Regions from separate parts of the Homo sapiens genome. Here region 2 is linked to region 1. The links are chromatin contacts, found by Hi-C or POLR2A ChIA-PET in ENCODE. All regions are on one chromosome and are shown on one strand. The core of a region is the stretch at or near the end of the contact, and the rest is flanking DNA. Distances in the headings are between cores, read along the strand shown.

What was found. A loop is a pair of places that touch in the nucleus more often than their neighbours do. ChIA-PET counts read pairs that join two places held with the same protein, here RNA polymerase II (POLR2A). Pooled maps may share reads with other maps.
Region 2: a loop to region 1 is called in a pooled map, with 3 times the contacts of the local background. The contact joins the promoter of PRIM1 here to the enhancer-like site in region 1. A Hi-C loop is called at or near these places in 1 of 37 single-sample maps with no recorded cell type and 3 of 50 pooled maps. POLR2A ChIA-PET finds 5 or more read pairs at or near these places in 18 of 52 experiments (CD4-positive, alpha-beta T cell, GM12878, H1 and 13 more).

Annotation. Positions count from the first base shown.
Region 1 is chr12:56,697,517-56,703,856 of GRCh38, forward strand. No RefSeq gene overlaps it. Among named protein-coding and RNA genes, the nearest start is that of PTGES3, 12 kb to the left of the region's middle. RefSeq lists silencers at 3,239-3,393, 3,342-3,401. Within about 2 kb of position 3,320, at least 6 of the 41 ENCODE cell types and tissues checked have a DNase peak (open chromatin) inside an H3K27ac peak, as active enhancers do; they include OCI-LY7, where a contact is called at or near this core.
Region 2 is chr12:56,748,844-56,755,801 of GRCh38, forward strand. PRIM1 (DNA primase subunit 1) reads right to left here and starts at 3,480. Exons shown (of 13, transcript NM_000946.3): 1 at 3,353-3,480; 2 at 2,195-2,352. The coding sequence starts at 3,455. RefSeq lists a silencer at 3,122-3,416.

The DNA.
Region 1 (6,340 bases), core at 2,070-4,569:
GACGGGGTTTCACTGTGTTAGCCAGGATGGTCTCAATCTCCTCACCTCATGATCCGCCCACCTCGCTCCTAAAATGCTGGGATTACAGGTGTGAGCCACCGCGCCTGGCCACCTCAGGCCTCCTTTTTATGCTGTGGTCTGTTAAACTTTTTCCACATTTCTAAGATTACTCCATAAACTATTCTCACTAAAGGTACTTCTTTGCTGTCCATTCATTGGTTCCCACTCCCCCAAGCTACCAAAGTGGATACACTGAAAGCCACTCAATTGTCAAATTCAAAGGCCCTTTTCTTCAGGCTGGGCACTGTGGCCCATGCCTATAATCCTATTATTTTGGGTAGGCAGATCGCCTGAGCCCAGGAGTTCAAGATCAGCCTGGGCAACATGGTGAAAACCTGTCTCTACCAAACCCCCACCCCCCCAAAATTAGCCATGTGGCCTGGTGTGGTGGCTCACGCCTGTAATCCCAGCACTTTGGGAGGCCGAGGTGGGCAGATCACCTGAGGTCAGGAGTTCGAGACCAGCCTGACCAATATGGTGAAACCTTGTCTCTACTAAAAATACAAAAATTAGCTGGGCGTGGTGGCGGGCGCCTGTAGTCCCAGCTACTTGGGAGGCTGAGACAGAAGAATTGCCTGACCCTGGGAGGCAGAGGTTGCAGTGAGCTGAGATCATGCCACTGCACTCCAGCACTCCAGCCTGGGCAACAGAGTGAGACTCCGTCTCAAAAAAAAAAAAAAAAATTAGCTGGGCATGGTGACTCTCATCTGTAATCCCAACTACTTGGGAGGCTGAGGCAGGAGAATAGCTTGAAACCAGGAGGTGGAGGTTGCAGTGAGCTGAGATCGCACCACTGCACTCCAGCCTGGGCAACAGAGTGAGACTCCGTTTCACAAAAAAAACAAAAACAAAAACAGTTAGCCGTGTGTGGTGCAGTCCTAGCTACTTAGGAGGCTGAGGTGGGTGGATCACTTGAGCCCAGGAGGTCAAGGTGGAAATGAGCTGAGATCATGCCATGTACTCCAGCTTGGGTGACAGAGACACTGTGTCAAAAAAAAAAAAAAAAAAAAGGCCGTTTTTTTCAGTCTCTGTTCTTTTTTTTTTTTTTTTGAGACAGAGTTTAGCTGTTGTTACCCAGGCTGGAATACAGTGGTTCACTGCATCCTCCGCCTCCTGGGTTCTGGGTTCAAGTGATTCTTCTGTCTCAGCCTCCTGTGTAGATGGGATTACAGGTGTGTGCCACCATGCTGAGCTAATTGTTGTATTTTTAGTAGAGACGAGGTTTCACCATGTTGGCCAGGCTGGTCTCGAACTCCTGACCTCAAGTGATCCACCCGCCTTGGTGTCCCAAAGTGCTGGGATTACAGGCATGAGCCACTGCACCCAACCTGTTCTTGGTCTCTTTGAAGTGTTACCACAGAGGGATCCCTATTCAGACCCCAGGAGAGGGTTCTTGAGCCTCAAGCAAGAAAGAATTTGGACACATCCATATGGTAAAGTGAAAGCAAGTTTATTAGGAAATAAAGAAATAAAAGAATGGCTACTTCATAGCCAGAGCAGCCCCGAGGGCTACTGGTTGACTACTTTTATGATTATTTATTGATTATATGCTAAATAAGGGGTGGATTATTTATGAGCTTTCTGGGAAAGGCATGGCAATTCCCTGAACTGAAGGCTCCTCCCCTTTTTAGACTTATTGGGTAACTTCCTGACTTTGCCATGACATCTGTAAACCTTCATGGTGCTGGTGGGTGTGTCTTTTGGCATGCTAATGAATTATAAGCATATATAATGAACAGTGAGGATGACGAGGGGGTCATTTTTCATCACCATCTTCGTTTTGGTGGTTTTTGGCCAGCTTCTTTACCACATGCTGGTTTTATCAGCAAAGTCTTTGTGACCTGTACCTTGGGCCAACCTCCTATTTCATCCTGTGACATAGAATGCCTGACATCCTGGCAATGCAGCCCAGGAGGTCTAAGCCTCATTTTACCCTGCTCCTATTCAAGATGGAGTTGCTCTGTTTCAAAGGCCTCTGACAGAAGTTTTTGACATAGTTGACCAGCCATTCCTTTTTCTTAAAAAGGCTGTCTTCTGTTTCTTTGTTATTTATTTTTTGAGACAGGGTCTCACTCTGTCACCCAGGATGGAGTGCAGTGGTGCCATCTTGGCTCACTGCAACCTCCACCTCATGGGTTCAAGCGATTCTCCTGCCTGAACCTCCCAAGTAGCTGTGAGTACAGGTGCGCACCGCCACACCTGGCTAATTTTTGTATTTTTAGTAGAGACAGGGTTTCATCATCTTGGCCAAGTTGGTCTCGAACTCCTGGCCTAAGGTGATCCACCTGCCTCGGCCTCCCAAAGTGCTGGGATTACAGAGGTGAGCCACGGCACCCGGCCTTATTTATTTTATCTTTTTGAGACAGGGTTTCACTCTGTCACCTGGGCTGGAGTGCAGTGGCACGATTTCTGCTCACCATAGCCTTGACCTCTGGGCTTGAGTGATCCTCCCGCCCCAGCCTCCCAAGTAGGTGGGACTACAGGCGGGCGCCATCACACCTGGCTAATTTTTTTTTTGAAAAGGAGTTTCGCTCTTGTTGCCCAGGCTGGAGTTCAATGGCCGATCTCGGCTCACTGCAACCTCCGCCTCCCGGGTTCAAGTGATTCTCCTGCCTCAGCCTCCGGAGTAGCTGGGATTACAGGGGCGCACCACCACGCTTGGTAAATCAAGGTCAAAAATTATTCTTTTTTTTTTTTTTTTTTTTGAGATGGAGTCTCGCTGTATTGCCCAGGCTGGAGTGCAGTGGCGCCATCTTGGCTCACTGCAAGCTCCGCCTCCCGGGTTCACGCCATTCTCCTGCCTCAGCCTCCTGAGTAGCTGGGACTACAGGCACCTGCCACCACGCCCGGCTAATTTTTTGTATTTTTAGTAGAGACGGGGTTTCACTGTGTTAGCCAGGATGGTCTGGATCTCCTGACCTCGTGATCCGCCTGCCTCGGCCTCCCAAAGTGCTGGGATTACAGGCGTGAGCCACTGCCCCCCGCCTTTTGTTTTTTTTTTTTTTTTTGAGAGGGAGTTTTGCTTTGTCGCCCAGGCGGGTGTGCAATGACGCGATCTCGGCTTGCTGCAACCTCTGCCTCCCGGCTTCAAGCGATTCTCTTGCCTCAGCCTTCAGAGTAGCTGAGATTACAGGTGCCTGACACCAGGCTCGGCTAATTTTTGTTTTTTTAGTAGAGACAAGGATTCACCATATTGGCCAGGCTGGTCTCAAGCTCCTGACCTCAAGTGATCCGCCCGCCTCAGCCTCCAAAAGTGCTGCTATTACAGGCATGAGCCACCGCGCCGGCCCCAAGTGACTCTCATGGGCTGGAGACACAGGCTATTATGAATTGCTAACCACAGTCTCTTAGTCTCCCTTTTAAATAACAAAAGAGGAAATTTCTTCACTTCCTGACACAACTCTCCATCATACAGTTGGCCAAGAGCAGTTAGAAACTTTCATCCTTAATTTGTGTCCTTTGGGAGTTGCTGCTTTCTTAGAGTCATTAAATGCATGTAGGCAGTGTCTGCTTCATTAAGCCAGATTTATACCAAATGAAAAGGCAGAGAAAGATCTAATTTAATGAATATTTCTTTTTTTTTTTTTTGAGACGGAGTTTCACTCGTCACCCAAGCTGGAGTGTAATTCGTGGTCTCCGGTCACTGCAACCTCCGCCTCCTGGGTTCAAGCGATTCTCCAGCCTCAGCCTTCCAGCCTCAGCCTCCCAAGTAGCTGGGATTACAGGTGCCCGCCACCACACCCAGCTAATATTTGTATTTTTAGTAGAGACAGGGGTTTCACCATGTTGGGCAGGCTGGTCTCGAACCCCTGACCTCAGGTGATCCACCCTCCTTGGCATCCCAAAGTACTGGGATTGTAGGCATGAGCCATCGCACCGGGTCTTAATTAAGATTTCTAAGAACTAGATCAACAAATCAGTGGGACTGTAAAGGCAATTCTTGGGACACAGGTCAGGAAACTCTGTGCTTAATTCAGAAATCAAAAATCCAGCAATCTCACTTCTGGGTGTTAGAACTGTAGAAAATAAAATTTTAGACCGGGCACGGTGGCTCACGCCTGTCATCCCAGGCCGAGGCGGGTGGATCACGAGGTCAGGAGATCGAGACCATCCTGGCCAACATGGTGAAACCCCGTCTTTACTAAAAATACAAAAATTAGCCTGGTGTGGTGGCGTGCGCCTGTAGTCCCAGCTACTCCGGAGGCTGAGACAAGAGAATCACTTGAACCCGAGAGGCAGAGGTTGTGGTGAGCCGAGATTGGGCCATTGAACTCCAGGCTTGGCAACAAGAGCGAAACTCTGTCTAAATAAATAAATAAATAAATAAAAATATAAAATTTTAAGCCCCCCAACTGACTGAATGGATCCCCATTTGGCCAAGAGGACCCCCAAACTCCTGAAAAAGTAGTTCAGGCAATGTGGGGAATGGGAGGCATTGAATATGCCTCATTATACTCTCTTCCCTTTGGAGTTCTGGCACAACTGACCAGCATTAACATTAAAACAGAGATCTTGGCTGGGCACTATGGCTCATGCTTGTAATCCCAGCACTTTGGGAGGCCGAGTCAGGTGGATCACCTGAGGTCAGGAGTTCGAGACCAGCCTGGCCAACATGATGAAACCCCGTCTCTACTAAAAATACAAAAAAATACAAAAAAATAAAATAAAAATTAGCTGGGTGTGGTAGTGCATGTCTGTAATCCCAGCTACTTGGGAGGCTGAGACAGAAGAATCGCTTGAATCTGGGAGGCGGAGGTTGCAGTGAACAGAGATCACACTACCGCACGCCAGCCTGGGCAACAAGAGCGAAACTCCGTCTCAGAAAAACAGAAACAACAACAACAAAAAGAGTTCGAGACTAGCCTGGCCAACATAGCAAAACCCCGTCTCTACTAAAAATACAAATGTTAGCGGGCTGTGGTGGCGTGTGTCTGTAATCCCAGCTACTCAGGAGGCTGAGGCAGGAGAATTGCTTGAACCAGGGAGATGGAGGTTGCAGTGAGTCAAGATCCTGCCACTGCACTCCAGCCCAAGGGACAGAGTGAGAGTCTGTCTCAAAAAAATAAAATAAATAAAATGAATAAAATAAAACAAGAGATTTTAAGACTGACAAACGAGGCGGGGTGCGGTGGCTCAAGCCTGTAATCCTAGCTCTTTGGGAGGTCAAGGCAGGCCGATCAGGGGTTTGAGACCAGCCTGGCCAACATGGTGAAACCCTGTCTCTACTAAAAATACAAAAATCAGCTGGGCGTGGTAGTGCACACCTGTAATCCCCGCTACTCAGGAGACTGAGGCAGGAGAATCTCTTGAACCCGGGCGACCCAGGTTGCTGTGAGCTGAAATCGAACCACTGCACTTTAGCCTGGGCAACAGAGTGAGACTCTCTCAAAAAAAAAAGGGGCGGGGGGAAGGACAAAAGAGACTAGCAAAATTCCAACATGATGCTAGTATAACATCACATAAAAGATAAAAAAAAGGAAATCAAAATATTTTACCCCAAAATATGTTTCTTTGCTATATTTTGAAATGGTGGGCACAGTGGCTCTTGCCTGTAATCCCAGTACTGGGAGGCAGAGGCAGGAGTATTGCTTGAAGTCAGGAGTTAGAGACCAGCCTGAGCAACAAAGACAGACTCTGTCTCTATAAAAATAATTAAATTAAATATAAATAAATAGGCCAGGTGCGGTGGCTCACGCCTGTAATCCCACCACTTTGGGAGGCCGAGGCGGGCAGATCACGAGGTCAGGAGATCGAGACCATCCTTGCTAACACGGTGAAACCCCGTCTCTACTAAAAATACAAAAAAAAAAAAAAAAAAAAATTAGCCAGGCGTGGTGGCAGGCGCCTGTAGTCCCAGCTACTCAGGAGGCTGAGGCAGGAGAATGGCGTGAACCCAGGAGGCAGAGCTTGCAATAAGCCAAGATTGCACCACTGCACTCCAGCCTGGGCAAGAATGAGACTGTCTCAAAAAATAAAAATAAATAAATAAGGCTTGGTGTGGTGGCTCACGCCTGTAATCCCAGCACTTTGGGAGGCCGAGGTGGGCAGATCCTGAGGTCAGGAGCTCGAGACCAGCCTAACATGGTGAAACCCCGTCTCTACTAAAAATACAAAAATTAGCCAGGTGTGGTGGTGTGTGCCTATAATCCCAGCTACTCAGGAGGCTGAGGCAGAAGAATCACTTGAACCCAGGAAGCGGAGGTTGCCGTGAGCTGAGATCGCGCCACTGCACTCCAGCCTGGGCAACAGAGAGAGACTTCCTCTAAAAAAAAAATTAATA
Region 2 (6,958 bases), core at 2,230-4,729, 51 kb after region 1:
CTACCCGGGAAGCTGAGGTGGGAGAATCACTTGAAACCGGGAGGCAGAAATTGCAGTGAGCTGAGACTAGCCACTGCACTCCAGCCTGGGCAAGAGAGCTAGACTTGTCTCAACAAAAGAAAGAAAGAAAGTAGTTGCTTCTGGGTAGCAAAAAATGAGGGGGAAGGGTAGCAGAATTTTTTTTAGACAGGGTCTCACTCTGTCGCCCAGGCTGGAGTGCAGTGGCGTGATCTTGACCCACTGCAACCTCCACCTACCGGGTTCAAGCAATTCTCCTGCCTCAGCCTCCTGAGTAGCTGGGACTGTAGGCATGTGCCACCGTGCCCGGCTGTTTTTGTATTTTTTGGTAGAGACAGAGTTTTACCATGTTGGCCAGGCTGGTCTTGAACTCCTGACCTCAAGTTATCTGCTCGCCTCAGCCTCTCAAAGTGCTAGAGTTACAGGTGTGAACCACCGGCCCAGCCTGGTAGCAGATTTTTTAAAAGCCGAATAGAAGTACTTGATTTTGTAAACCATGTGCATACATAACTGACAAAAATCACAAAACAAAACACAAAAAGTAAATAAAGGTCTATAGATGCTTCTGTCTTGGCCCAAGAAAAAAATGAGACGTTTTCTCCCTTTAGAAATTAAGGAGAAGGAAGTAGAGAGTGGCACCCTAACCCTTCTTAGAAGTTCATTTTCAGTTTTATTCTCAACCTATAAAGGGGAAGTAAAACAACTCCAAAGTATTTTTTTCTGCCTGCCTTTTATTACCTCTTCTCCCCTTACTTTGATGATGAGAGACGGGTCTGGGATTTAGAGTCAGAAACCCTGGGTTTAAGTGCCAGCTCTATCATTTAGAAATTGTGTGTGAGCTTGTGCAAACTATTCAAGTTCTCTGGGCCTGTTTCCTCCTTTGTAAAAAGAATGAGGATTGATACAAGTAACAAGTTATATAACATGAAAAACTCCACATAAAAGCTATTATGCTATGTATGTATTCCCTCCACCCACCAGTGTATATATTTGAGAAGGGGAAGAAGGGCAATTTTGGTTTGTTCATTCACTCAACAAATATTTATAGTGTACTGTCTCTTGCCAGGCACTCTTCTAGGGTACTTAGAATATACCAGTGGCAGGGGGTGGGAGGAGTGGCAGGTTTTAGTAGACCTCACTGAGAAGGTGCTATTTGAGCAAAGATTTGAAGGAGGTGAGGGGATGAACCAAGTATAGAAATGGGTTTTAGGCAGTGGAAACAGCTTGAGCAAGGGTCAGTGTGGCAGGAATGAATGAGGGGGAGAGAAGGACTTTTAGTCAGTGAAATGAGCAGCCACCAGAGAATGTTTTCAGCAGAGGAATCACAGATTCTGAGTTGTTTTAAAAGGATTACTCTAGCTTCTGTATTGACAATGGACTCTAGATTCTACAAAGGCAAACTGTTAGGAGGTTTTTACAGTAATTCAGATGAGATGATAATGTTGGTAGCACTGGTAGTAGTGGCTGGATTTTAGATACACTTATGGTAGAGCCAAAGGGATTTCCTAATAGAATGGGTATGGGAATGTGAGAAAGAGAGGAATCAAGAATAACTCCAGGGGTATGAAGGAAAAAGAATATAAATGTTTATTATGACTGAACTGTACACTTAAACGTGGTAAAGATAATAAGTTTTATATGTATATTTGACCTCAATAAAAATAAACAATTAAAAGAAAAAAAGAATAACTTCCATGGTGGAAGAGAATGTAATTCTCTTTTATTTCCCTCTTTTTTTTTTTTTTTGAGGCCAAGTCTCGCTCTGTCGCCCAGACTGGAGTGCAATGGCGCGATCTTGGCTCACTGCAACCTCCACCTCCCGGGTTCAAGCGATTCTCCTGCCTCAGCCTCCTCAGTAGCTGGGATTACAGGCGCGTACCACCACGCCCGGCTAATTATTTCCCTTTCCTAAATCATGTCGACTTCCTCTTCCTAGTAGCTAGATACTCAATTTTTTTTGTCCTAGTAAAAATGCAACCAATTCACTCCCAAATGATTTCATCAGTAATGCAGAACGTCAAAGAACAAAAAAGGATTAATCACTTGCCAAACAATTAAAAAGTGGCTTTTCATCTAGAATAAACTCTAAAAATTTAATCTCAAAACGCAAGAGGAATCAACCCATTCTTGGTTTACAAAATAAAACAACAAAATATATTAAAAAAAGATTTCTTACTCTGTGAGAATATACTGCGCCTATATCAATCTTGTATGGATTCATTTTCTGCATCTCCTTTTCCAGATCACTCTGGTTGTTGAAGGATTGGTAGCGAATGTAAATATCATCTTTCAATGTGAATGAAAATTCACGGTGTTGAAAGTAATTCTTTATCACTGCAAAATAAATGTACATTTTAAAGTTAATTTGCTACTTTATTTGGCTCAGGGCATTATAATTTTAGCCAATGAGAAGTTTTTTTTTTCGGTGAGGGAATCTTGCTTGCTTCCTGCTCTGTCGCCCAGACTGGAGTGCAGTGGCTCGATAAAGGCTCACTGCAACCTCCGCCTCCCGGGTTCAAGGGATCCTACCACCTCAGCCTCCCGAGGCTGTAGCTGGGACTACAGGCATGCGACCCACCATGCCCAGATAATTTTTGTATTTTTTGTAGAAACGGGGTTTCACCATGTTGGCCAGGCTGGTCTCGAATTCCTGACCTCAGGTAATCCGTCCTCCTCGGCTTTCCAAAGTGCTGGGATTATAGGCGTAAGCCACGGCACTCGGCCCGAGAAGATGTTTTTAATGAGCCCCCTATGCTCAACACCGTGGTAGATGTAAAAGAAAAACAAAACAAAATCCACATGACCTAGTCCCTAATTTGAAAGCAGTTACCATTCCGTATTTGCTAGGGAACGGTACAAAAGATGAAACAGATGCATAAATATTTTAAATATGTAATGCCACCCCTCTCTCCTCGATTCGCACTAATAAATTCAGCTGCAAGGAAGAAAGTATTTCTCTTCCTCTGAGAGAGGCTCTTCCGCTCCTGATGCAAACCATGCCTCAGCAGCTTCACGCTACGCCCCAGTAACCCCCTGGGCACCGCTGCAGGTAAACGGGGCACCTAATGTGAGCCTGACCACGCAGAGGTAGGAGCGGCGGCTCTGTTTTTTTTTTTTTTTTTTTTTTTTTTACAGCGTGGCCGCAGGCTGGCTTATTATATCCTCTCTCGGCCCATTTACACCTATGAAGTGGTGGGGCGGGCTCGAGAGAGCAAATGAAGGCGCGCGGCACAAAGCCTGGTGCACAGAAGGCGCTTCATATTGTCATTCTAAGGACACCCCGCCTCCAACCTCCTCACACTCCGCTCCCGAACCCATTCCTCGCCTCCATCACCTCCACCGTAGTTGAGCCAGCGATAGTACTGAGAGTAGGGAAAGAGCCTCCGGTAATAAAGTTTAAGCAGCTCGGGCAGCTCGGTGGGGTCAAACGTCTCCATTGAGCGCGGAACTCGCCACGGTAAGGATTACCACAGGAATTGGCGGGAACAGCACGGCCGGCGGCCCCGCGACTGCGCAGGCGCTTATGGCCGAGGTCGGCTGTCTGACCCGGCGGCCCGCAGTCCGCCGGGGCCGCCGGGAATTGTAGTTCCCACTTGGTGCGCGCGGGGGCTGCGGGAGACGCAGCAGTTTGCGATCTGCCCACGCGTTCGGGCACTAGGGCCACCGCTCTTGTGGGCAGAAGGCCGCGTCCATTCCAGGAAGAGGATCTTCTCCGGAAATGTGAGACCTATAGCATATTGATTTAGGTTATTAAGATGAAGTAAAAAGGATGCTCCACGTGAACTTTTTGGATGTTTTAGAAATAACACCAGTATCTTTTTTTTTTTTTTTTTGAGACAGAGTCTCGCTCTGTTGCCCAGGCTGGAGTGCAGTGGCGCGATCTCGGCTCACTGCAAGCTCCGCCTCCCGGGTTCACGCCATTCTCCTGCCTCAGCCTCCCTAGTAGCTGGGACTACAGGCGCCAGCCACCACGCCCGGCTAATTTTTTTTTATTTTTTTATTTTTTTATTTTTAGTAGAGACGGGGTTTCATCGTGTTAGCCAGGATGGTCTCGATCTCCCGACCTCGTGATCCGCCCGCCTCAGCCTCCCAAAGTGCTGGGATTACAGGTGTGAGCCACCACGCCTGGCCGACACCAGTATCTTTTAAAAACGTTTGTAGGCAGGTGCGGTGGCTCATGCTTGTAACGTCAGCACTTTGGGAGGCCAAGGCAGGAGGATCGCTTGAGGCCAGGAGTTCGAGACCGGTTGGGGCAACATTGTGAGATCTCTGTCTACACACACGCACCCACACACAACTAGCCAGATGTAGTTGCGTGCGCCTGTAGTCCCAGCTACCCTAGAGGCTGAAGGGTTGGGGGCGGGGAGTGGGGGGAGGGGGCAATCAATCTCTCGAGCTTGGGAGGTCCAGGCTGTTGTGAGCCATGATAGTGCCACTGCACTCCAGTCTGGGCAACAGAGAAAGACCGTGTCTAAAAAAAAAAAAGTTTTGGAAATTAGTTCTTCATGGAATTTCATGAATTACTAGATCCAATATGTGGAAATAAATAACCAAATGAGAAAAGCATAGGCTATTTATTCAGAGCTTACTATAGCAAGGGAGTCAGCCATCATCACTTGCATTTGACAGGACTCAAAGGCAGGCAGAGGAGTAGGAAAGCTTTATAAAAAAGGGAAGCCGTCAAGGTATTCTTTGATTGGAGGCTGTTGGCATGGAGAAGCTGTACCTGGGCTAACTAGTAGTAGGATGCGGTATGTGATTGGTTTAGGGGTGGGTGTTTGGCTTTCTTTGGTTGGACCTATGTTGGAAGCTGTTAAGGAAGCTGTAGGATACTAGTTAAGGCATTTGGGCCCATTGCTACAGGGGTTGTTGTTTGGCCTCCAGGATCATCATTAGAGATAGCAGTTTGACTTTATACAAGTCTGACTTGTAGCAAGCTTGCTTCCTGTGCTGTTTATTATAGATAAGGGGGTTGGTTTCCCCAGCAGGTTGCTGTAGATTGTGGGTCAGAGTTCTGTTTTTATATATGGTCTGGCTGCTGTTCATATATTTAGTCTCTCAAATAGAACACCCAGGTATAAGAAAATATGAATTATAGGAAGCTTGCAGAATCATGGAGAGCTTTACAAGTATGAAGGGAACCCATCTGCTATTGATGTGGAGATCTGCCAATCACTCTTACTGTGTAATGATACCTTATGGCAATTGTGGGCTAGAGTGGGCAGTCACATGAATAACATGTCACATGAAAAACATAGTTTTATTTTATTTTACTTATTTTTTTGAGACAGAGTCTCGCTGTGTCGCCCAGGTTGGAATGCAGTGGCACAATCATGGCTCACTGCAACCTTGGTCACCCAGGCTCAAGCAATTCTCATGCCTCAGCCTCCCAAATAGCTAGGATTACAGGTGTGCACTGCCACACCCAGCTAACTTTTGTATTTTTAGTAGAGACAGGGTTTCACTATGTTGGCCAGGCTGGTCTCAAACTCCTGGCCTCAAGTGATCCACCTGCTTTGGCCTCCTAAAGTGCTGGGATTACTTGTGTGAGCCACTACCTCTAGCCTTGTCTAGCACTTTTATCTTATGGAGATGGCTTCTCTCCTTAAACCTCATGAACCAACTTCTGCTGGCTTCAAACTTCTGCAGCTTTCTCACCTGTCTCAGCTTTCATATAATTAAAGAGAGTAACCTTGCTATGGGTGAGGCTTTGGCTTAAGGGAAGTTATGGCTGGTTTGATCTTCTATTCAGCACACTAAAAGTTTCTCCATATCAGCAATAAGGCTGTTTCACCTTCCTATCATTTGTGTGTTCCCTGAAGTAGCACTTGTAATTTTCTTCAGGAACTTTTCCGGGAAGGAACTTTTCCAGGCCAGGCCTGATAGCTTACACCTGTAATCCCAGCTCTTTGGGAGGCCAAGGTGGGCAGATCGCTTGAGTCAGGGAGTTCAAGACCAGTTTGGGCAACATGGCAAAACCCTGTCTCTACCAAACCAAACCAAACAAACAAAAAAGCCCAGAAAAATTAACAGGGTGTGGTGGCATGCATCTGTGGCCTCAGCTGCTCAGGAGGCTGAGGTGGGAGGATCACTTGAGTCAGACAGGCAGAGGTTGCAGTGAGCCAGTATCGTGCCATTACACTCCAGCCTGGGTGACAGAGTAACACTCTGTCTCAAATTTAAGGCCGAGTGCAGTGGCTCACGCCTGTAATGCCAGCACTTTGGGAGGCCAAGGTGGGAGGATTGCCTGAGTCCAGGAGTTTGAGACCAGCCTGGGCAACATAGCGAGACCTCATCTCTACAAAAACTACAAAAATTAGCCAGGTGTGGTGGCGCAGGCCTGTGGTGCCAGCTACTTGGGAGGCTGGGGTGGGAGGATCACCTGAGCCCAGGAGGCGGAGGGTGCAGTGAGCCAAGATTAGGGCACTGCACTCCAACCTGGGCAACAGACTGAGACCTGTCTCAAAAAAACAGAACTTTTCCTTCGTATTTACAACTTGGCTAATTGCTTGGTGCAAGGGGCCTAGGTTTTGGTCTGTCTCAGCTTTCAACATTCCTTTCTCACTAAGCTTAATCATTTCTACGTTTTGATTTAAAGTGAGAGATGTGGGGCTCTTTTTGTCACTTGAATACTTAGAGGTCATTGTAGGGTTGTTAATTGGCTTAGTTTCAATATTGTTGTGTCTTAGGGAATAGGGAGGCCTGAGGAGAGGGAGAGAGAGAGGAGAACAGCATATTGGCAGAACAGTCAGAACACACACAACATTTATTGATTAAGTTTGTCTTCTTATATAGGCACAGTTCGTTGCACCCCCAAACAATTACAATAGTACCTCAAAGATCACTGATCACGGATCACCGTAACAGATACAATAATAATGAAAAAGTTTGAAATATTGCAAGGATTACCAAAATGTGACATAGAGACATGAAGCAAACA